3 separate regions of the Homo sapiens genome follow, and all the other regions are linked to region 1. The links are chromatin loops, found by intact Hi-C in ENCODE. Cell type or tissue: psoas muscle. All regions are shown on one strand. Region 1 overlaps TGFB3 (transforming growth factor beta 3). Region 2 overlaps TTLL5 (tubulin tyrosine ligase like 5). Region 3 overlaps TTLL5 (tubulin tyrosine ligase like 5).

Region 1 (2,500 bases):
GCACCCGACCAGCTGCAGGGCGGGCCCAGGTCCGTCTGCTCAGCCTCCAAGTCACCTCCAACAGCTGCAGAGTCTGCCTGCTTCCGGTTTGTACCTGTGAGCCTCATAGCATCGCACGTTGGCTCCTCCCCAGCATCCTGAACAGCATCCTGCTCACTGTGCTGGGTTGCCCCAGGCCAGACCATTGCTCCATAACCCCACATCCACCCATCTGTTGCAGTTGTAAGGTCTTGGTACTGCAGCCTGGAAGCTGCCCAGCATCTATGGGGCCCTGCCCGGGCTTTTCCCAAGGACATCTGCTATTTGTGCTTTGAGTCTGCACAAAATCAGTGTCCACTTGCACCTGCATGGCCTTGCCTCCACGTGGCTCATTCATTCTCAGCTCAGGATTCCGGGATGGGGGGGTCCTGGTGACTCAGAATGCTTCCTCCCTTGGACTCCTCCTGCTGACCCAGACCATGAAGGTCTGAGTCCTGCCCTCTTGCCCTGGACTCTCCTCACACCTCTCCTGCCGGCCTCAGATTTCGACCTTCCTCTGATGCTTGTGGTCACTATCTCCCGCGTTGGTGGGTTCCCAGGGAGTTGGAGCCTTGGCCATCGAGCTGCTAGGTGCCTCTGGGAACTGTGGGTCTCTGAGCCAGCCCCACCCAGAGACCCTGGGCAGGGAGTAGTAGCTCTGCATCGGCCTCCAGCCTCCGCCCCACATGGCAGCCACATCCTGAAGAAAGGCGCTCCAGGCAGCCACAGGAAGCTGGAGCGGGAACCCCTCGCCAGTAACCACAGGCTCCTCTGCCTGGCGTGGAGCCGTGAACGGGGCCTTTGCACCTCCAGCCAGAGCTGGTCCACCCATCGGTACCCACTCCTGTTCCTTCTCTCCAGCCAGGTTCCTTTCACCCCTTGCTGTGTGCTCTGCTGACCACCCTCCCCTGCCTGCCAGCTCCATCCCATGCCCTCCACCCCACTCCAGGAGCTGCCCACCTCCCAGGTGGGCCTGGGCTGAGGTAGTCAGGGCGGCGAGGACACCTGCTGGTAGGAAAAGCAAACAGAGCTGCTCCCGGAGTCTACGGCCCACGAGTGGCTCACATTCCTCTTTCCTGGGCTGTCAGTTTCTCAACATCTGCCAAATTTCTCTCTCTTGTATTGAGGTTTTTAAAATCCCCTTCAGTAAACACATATGACTTCCACACGTGTACCAACACACACAGACATCTCGCCCAGAAGCCGCCCGGCTCCTCCATGCAGACAGAGCCTCCTGGGACGGCAGGCTCCCAGACATATCCCCCCCCCCCACCATGCACCCACTGCCACCCCTCCACCCGCTCTCCCGTGACACGCAGACACAAAGGGCGCCAGCCTCCTCTACGCATCCACAGCCAAAACCCGCTCTCCCCGTGCCCACCGGCCTGGAGGGCGCCCATTTTGAGCACATGAATCTGTCTACTGCACAAGACTGCATGTCACCCTAAAGTACACGGCCCTGGGAACATTCGTGCATACCCTCTTCCTTCCACACACACAGCTCACGTGGGTCTCGTGGGTCACGTGGGTGGGGTAGACCAAAGGGCCCAGGCAGCAAGAAGCTGTCTCCTGCCTGGGCTTCAAAAAGCTTGACAGACATTAATTTGGGGCAGGTATTCTTCTTCCCAAGAACTGGAAAAACTGAAACGGAGACGTGTCACAATGAGTTGTGAAAAGCAGGGAGAAGATGAGGTCTCCACACTGAGAACCGTAAGGGCTCCTGACAGAGCCGGCCTTCCCCTTTATGGCACCCAGATGCTTACAGTTACTGATACGATCGCATGTGCAAGAATACATATGTTTCCCTGGACAGCACAATGTAATTCCAAATTAAAATCAGTCAAGGATGTGATGTGAATTCAGCAAGCCACTCAGCTCCAGGGCTCCTGGCCTCCCAGAAGCGCCGGCTCTTAACAGAATGGCTCTATCTCCTTCCCCACCCACCTCCCCAGCCCCAACGGAGGAGCATCGCACATCCTGAGCCTTGGTGCTGGTGAATCCTGGGGCACCCTGCTGTGTGGCCAGCACTAGGCCCCCCTCTGCAGAGCTCCCAGCTCCAGTTCAGACCCTCCAGAGCAGACACCCCAGCGAGAATTTGGACTTACTGTGCTCCGCCAGCCCCTGGATCATGTCGAATTTATGGATTTCTTTGGCATAGTATTCCGACTCGGTGTTTTCCTGGGTGCAGCCTTCCTCCCTCTCCCCATGCATCTCCTCCAGCAGCTCCCGGGTGCTGTTGTAAAGGGCCAGGACCTGATAGGGGACGTGGGTCATCACCGTTGGCTCAGGGGGGCTGGTGAGCCTGAGCTTGCTCAAGATCTGTCCCCTAATGGCTTCCACCCTCTTCTTCTTGATGTGGCCGAAGTCCAAGGTGGTGCAAGTGGACAGAGAGAGGCTGACCGTGGCAAAGTTCAGCAGGGCCAGGACCACCAGAGCCCTTTGCAAGTGCATCTTCATGTGTGAGCTGGGAAGAGAGGCCAGG
Region 2 (2,500 bases), 190 kb before region 1:
CCTGAGGATAGAATTAATGACAGGGTACTTTGTCTTTCCCTGTCTTTACTATTCCCATATACTGATGCCTCTTGAATGAGTATTATTAATAGTTGGTTTCAAGCTAAATTATCAAGTTTTTCCTCTTCAAATTTAAAGAAAATAACTTTCTGTTACAGGCATTGTGAAGTAAGTCTGCTACTGGATATGATGTACCTATTTCATGGATAAACAGACTTGAATGTTCATCTGTAAATATAATTTTAAAGGATCTTTAAAAATAAGTTCTTTTCTTTGGTAAAATTTTCCAGTGAGTTCTAGTCTTATAAATCTTTTTACCAGAATTTTATAACATTACCCTTTAAAAAAATTTTTTTCTATACTGCCTCTTATTTCATGATCTCAGGATGTTTTATGGGTAACTGATTAATTTCATATTTCATTATACCCTTATCCAATATAATATCATTCTCCCCATTTTACAGATGGGGGAACCTGAGGCTGAAATAAGTGATGTGATCAAGGTCATTCAACAAGCTGGGTGGATAGAAATAAATAACAGGATATTGTCCTTATGCTATATAGATATTAACAATCTTGCAACACAGTGAAGGTAGATGACACTTTCAAGAGCTTTGTGAATTCTCTTTGTCCTTCTTGCTGGTTATCCCTATGGTGTTTAATTGAAGGAAAAGCCATATCTCTTATTCCTTAATGTTAAATGGCATCAAAGTCCTCCAAAGGAATTATCATAATTTAACTCCACAGTTATATTTTGCTATGTTGCTGATGTGCCAAATTCCTTAATTGGTAGTAACTCTGTAGTGATAATCAAGTCTCGAAAAAAGTGAAGCTGAAAATTACTTTAAGTACATGCTAAAAGTAGGCAACACACTGCTCCCTGGTGGTACCCTACTTATCTGTATAAAATTTAGGACCAAAACTAAAGCTAAGCCTCTCATGGAATTAGTTTTACTTCAGCCTCATCCCAGCGTGTGAAGCAGTAATTATTTTCTTTCTCAAATCCTTAGTTGTTTGAAGGGAGTAAATAAGAAGGCCTAATGTGAAATAGGAAGCAAAGAATATTATAAGAACAATGTTGATTCTTGGAGGGAGTTGGGTAGTTAGATTTTAGTGATAGAATTATGGGAAGAGGGAATAGGATACTAAGATATGATGGGAAGGAATTTTCAAATTAAATAAGTGGCTATGAGACGGGAAAGGCCAGTGCTCTGCTACACTTTTATCATTGGGTCACTAACTAGATTATATGTTTCCGGTTTATAAATGGGCAGCTAGAAGCACCAAGACATTGAGATTTTGTGATTGTAGTAAAAAAAAAAAAAAAATACCCAAAATAGCCAATATTAGTGCTTACCTATCTAGCTCCTATCGTTCACTAGACTGCAAAGCCTACAAAGTGAAAAGATCCTAATCCTGTAGGAATCCAAGGTGACTGTATCCTGATTGGGAAGTCATCCCCCTTCAGTTCATTTTTTTCGTCTATAAAGAACTTCAGTGCCAGCGAATTAAAAGTCCATTAGACTATGGTTTGTAGGGATCTGAACTTGCCATTAGATGTCAGTGTTAACTTTTAGAGTCTTGGTAATAGGGTGGTCAGTACTGAGGGAGGTGCTGTAGGATGTAATAAGCAGGATGGAGTAGTGGAGAAAGAGCTAGATTAGCCATCCAGAGACTTGCCACTGACTCCTGTGTGATCTTGAGCAGTTCACTCCATTGTTATTCTGACACTGACTCCTGTATGATCTTTGGCAGTTCATGCCACTGTTCTGTCACTGATTAGCTATGTGATCTTGGACAGTTCACTCTACTCTTCTGACACTGACTAGCTGTGTGATCTTGGGCAGTTCACCCCACTGTTCTCCTGCCACTGACTCCTGTGTGATATTGGGCAGTTAATTCCATTGTTCTGACACTGACTAGCTGTGTGATCTTGGACAGTTCATTCTACTCTTCTGACACTGACTAGCTGTGTGATCTTGGACAGTTCACTCTACTGTTCTCCTGCCACTGACTAGCTGTGTGATCTTGAGCAGTTCACTCAACTTCTCTTAACCTCAGGGTCTTCACTGATTGATGAGGAAAATACAACAGGGTCATGAGGATATTATGCAAAACCTCTAAATGCAATATATGTGGAAAATATTGTTATTTCAGCCATAAAAGGCTTTCAATAGTAAATGGCTTCTAATTTGGTTAGAAACAAGTTTTTAGATAAAGTGTACTTTTTAGTAGTTTTTCAAAAATTATTGTGGGTACATAGGTGTATATATTTATGGGGTACATACGATTTTTTTTATTTCAGTAGGTTTTTGGGGGAACAGGTGGTGTTTGGTTACATGGATAAGCTCTCTAGTGGTGATTTCCAAGATTTTGGTGCACCTATCACCCAAGTAGTGTACACTGTACCCAATGTGCAGTCTTTTATTCTTCACCCTCCTTCCACCCTTCCCCCCAAGTCCCCAAAGTCCATTATATAATCCTTGTACCTTTGTGTCCT
Region 3 (2,500 bases), 170 kb before region 1:
AAGGGATAACAGCAGACCACCCAGGCGGGGGCTCCAGTGTGAACGAATGTGCTGTGTCAGTCTCTGCTCCCCAACCAGCCAGTGCCCGGGATGTGGCCAGGCCTCCTGGAAATGTGCTGACAGATACAGAGAGGGGAGGAGATACTTTTTGCTCTTCACATTTTTCATTTAGATGGAGAGTGGGAAAAAAAAAATCCATTCTATTTCTTTCATTTTTCTTGCTCCTTACCCTGAGACTTCCCTGCCTGGTCCTAGAGAAAGATAGATGCGGAGGTACATAAAGCTTGATTCACAGCAGTTAAACTCTCTCACTCTCTCTATACAAAGGAATTCTTTATCATTTCTTCTGCTTCCGCAGCTAACACCGTAAGGGTCCACAGTGGACCCTGAGTGAATCTCAATTTCAGAAATTCCAAATGAAGAGAGACGGAGCTAAATCTTTGAAATGGTTACAGATGTTCTCTAGGATTGAGGCAGATGGCGCCCAGTTTATCACAAGCTTCAGCAATTGGCACTGGAAACTCTTTCTGCCTCCTTAGTTTATCTGGACACATTTGAACTTAGGTACATTTGTGCTCAGATTTTGTGGCCGTTTGTTAACCCTAGTTCCTTTAGTTTCATATTCTTTCTTAGTAGAAAAAGTTGTTGTTCTTTTTACCATATACATTATTCTTTCCCATTTCTAGAAGCAGGAAAGGGTAAATAGAAAAAGGCATAAGCTCTTGAGTCAGCAAGACCTTGGACAAGTTGTTTAACCTCCCTGTGCCTTGATTTCCTCATCTGTAAAATGGGGTAGTTTTGGTATCAAGACCAATTCTTCTCTTGGCTACTTGTGCCTCTCTGTTCCAGGACCTGGCTCCAGTTGATCTGATCTAATTTCCTAGCTTTTCTAGGTCTTGAGGCTTGAAGCTCTCATTTTCTTTAGTTCCTGGCCTACTGCATGGTCTCTTGTTTTAAAATAGCCTTTGTTTTACTCTGCCACCCCTTTAAACTCATCTTACTTGTACTGCCAAACTTCTTTTAAAATAACACACCCTTGTTGGCTCTAGTCTCCCTTCTGCCCCTCCACCCCTACACACTTGCTCTTGCAGTCTGACTTCATCTCTTACATTTGTCCATCTCTCTCTCAAAGGCCACTCATGACCTCAGAATTGCCAACTTCAGTCACTATTTTTAATCTTCTTCCTTTAGCATGTGGCACTATTATCAACGGCTTCTTAGGTGAAAATTTCCCTTAGCTTTTCTAACCCTTCAGTAATTCCTCTGAGAAATCATTGCTTCCTCCTGCTCTCCCTGAAAACTAGATTCCATTTTCAACATGTTTTTCAGAGCCACTGGCATATAGATCTTATGTGTATAAAGTTGATCATAGCAGAGTGGCTCTGGTTGAAGAAGGTGGAGTGGCCCCTGGGCATCTGCTTCTCCCTGGTCTTTTGGGATCCTCCAGCATATCTCTGAATTCTAGGCTGTAATCCTCAGAACTTCTTTTTCCTCTCCATACTTTCCCCTGGGATAAAGTTCCTTTTCCTGTGATTTCATCCTGGTACTTCTCTATGGATTTCTCCCAAGTATATATCTTTAGTTTGAGCCTTTGCTGAGAGTCAGGTCCACATTTCCACCTGTGAGACATTTCTACCTAACTATATTGCAGAACATTCAAAATACTTGATGTATTTTGAACATATTTTGAAAATACTCAGAAAAGTCTTAAACATATTTAAAACTTATTTGCCTCTTTTTGTTCTTCTCTATATTAGTGACATTGCAATTCTTGGAATTCTAGAATCCCAGGGAATTTAGGAATGGAGCCATTGGTTTATCAGTGCCTCTCTTCACTTCCTCATTCTATGTCCAGGCAGTTGTCAAGATTCTACAGTGTCTCTGATACCTATCCTGTTTTTCACTTTTCCATCTACTGTCCTGCTTAAGGCCTTTATTATCTCTTGGATGGAGAGCTGCAATTACCTTTTCACTGGTTTCTTGGCCAGTCTCTTCCTGTTCACCCTAGTCTTTGCTTTGCTCTGAAAGATTCTTTTTTTTTTTTTTTTGAGATGCAGTCTCACTCTGTTGCTCAGACTGGAGTGCAGTGGTGCGCGATCTCAGCTCACTACAATCTCTGCCTCCCAGGTTCAAGTGATTCTCCTGCCTCAGCCTCCCAAGTAGCTGGGATTACAGATGCCTGCCGCCATGCCGGGCTAATTTTTGTATTTTTAGTAGAGATGGGGTTTCACCATCTTGGCCAGAGTGGTTTCAAACTCCTGACCTCAAGTGATCTGTCCGCTTCAGCCTTTCAAAGTGCTGGGAATTCAGGTGTGAGCCACTGTGCCCGGCCATAATGGATCCTTTCCTAAATCACAAGTCTCATCATGGTACTCTTCTGCTTAAGAATCTCGAGGGCCTTCTGTTGTCTATAATGGGAAGCCCAGGCTGTTAAATGTGATTCAAAGCCTTTATTTAGAATCTGGCTCCAGGCTACTTTTCCAGCCTGTCTCCCTACTAT

What was found. Peaks named below come from ENCODE experiments on the same cell type or tissue, not always from the same donor. Only the 100,000 strongest peaks of a DNase experiment are listed, where the experiment ranks them.
Region 2: a loop joins it to region 1, with 8 times the contacts of the local background. A loop is called at or near these places in 71 of 110 quality-filtered maps.
Region 3: a loop joins it to region 1, with 2.1 times the contacts of the local background. A loop is called at or near these places in 69 of 110 quality-filtered maps.

Annotation. Positions count from the first base shown.
Region 1 is chr14:75,978,419-75,980,918 of GRCh38, forward strand. TGFB3 (transforming growth factor beta 3) reads right to left here. Exons shown (of 7, transcript NM_003239.5): 1 at 2,124-2,500. The coding sequence starts at 2,475. Among named protein-coding and RNA genes, the nearest start is that of TGFB3, 2.3 kb to the right of the region's middle. In psoas muscle, a CTCF peak has its summit at 1,022; DNase peaks (open chromatin) are centred at 19, 1,003 and 1,479; H3K4me3 peaks cover 2,500 bases; H3K27ac peaks cover 1,879 bases.
Region 2 is chr14:75,793,137-75,795,636 of GRCh38, forward strand. All of the region lies in intron 27 of TTLL5 (tubulin tyrosine ligase like 5), which reads left to right. Among named protein-coding and RNA genes, the nearest start is that of TTLL5, 130 kb to the left of the region's middle. In psoas muscle, a CTCF peak has its summit at 1,556 (motif pointing right); no DNase peak of the experiment used is centred here.
Region 3 is chr14:75,803,999-75,806,498 of GRCh38, forward strand. All of the region lies in intron 27 of TTLL5 (tubulin tyrosine ligase like 5), which reads left to right. Among named protein-coding and RNA genes, the nearest start is that of TTLL5, 140 kb to the left of the region's middle. In psoas muscle, no CTCF peak of the experiment used is centred here; no DNase peak of the experiment used is centred here; H3K27ac peaks cover 1,218 bases.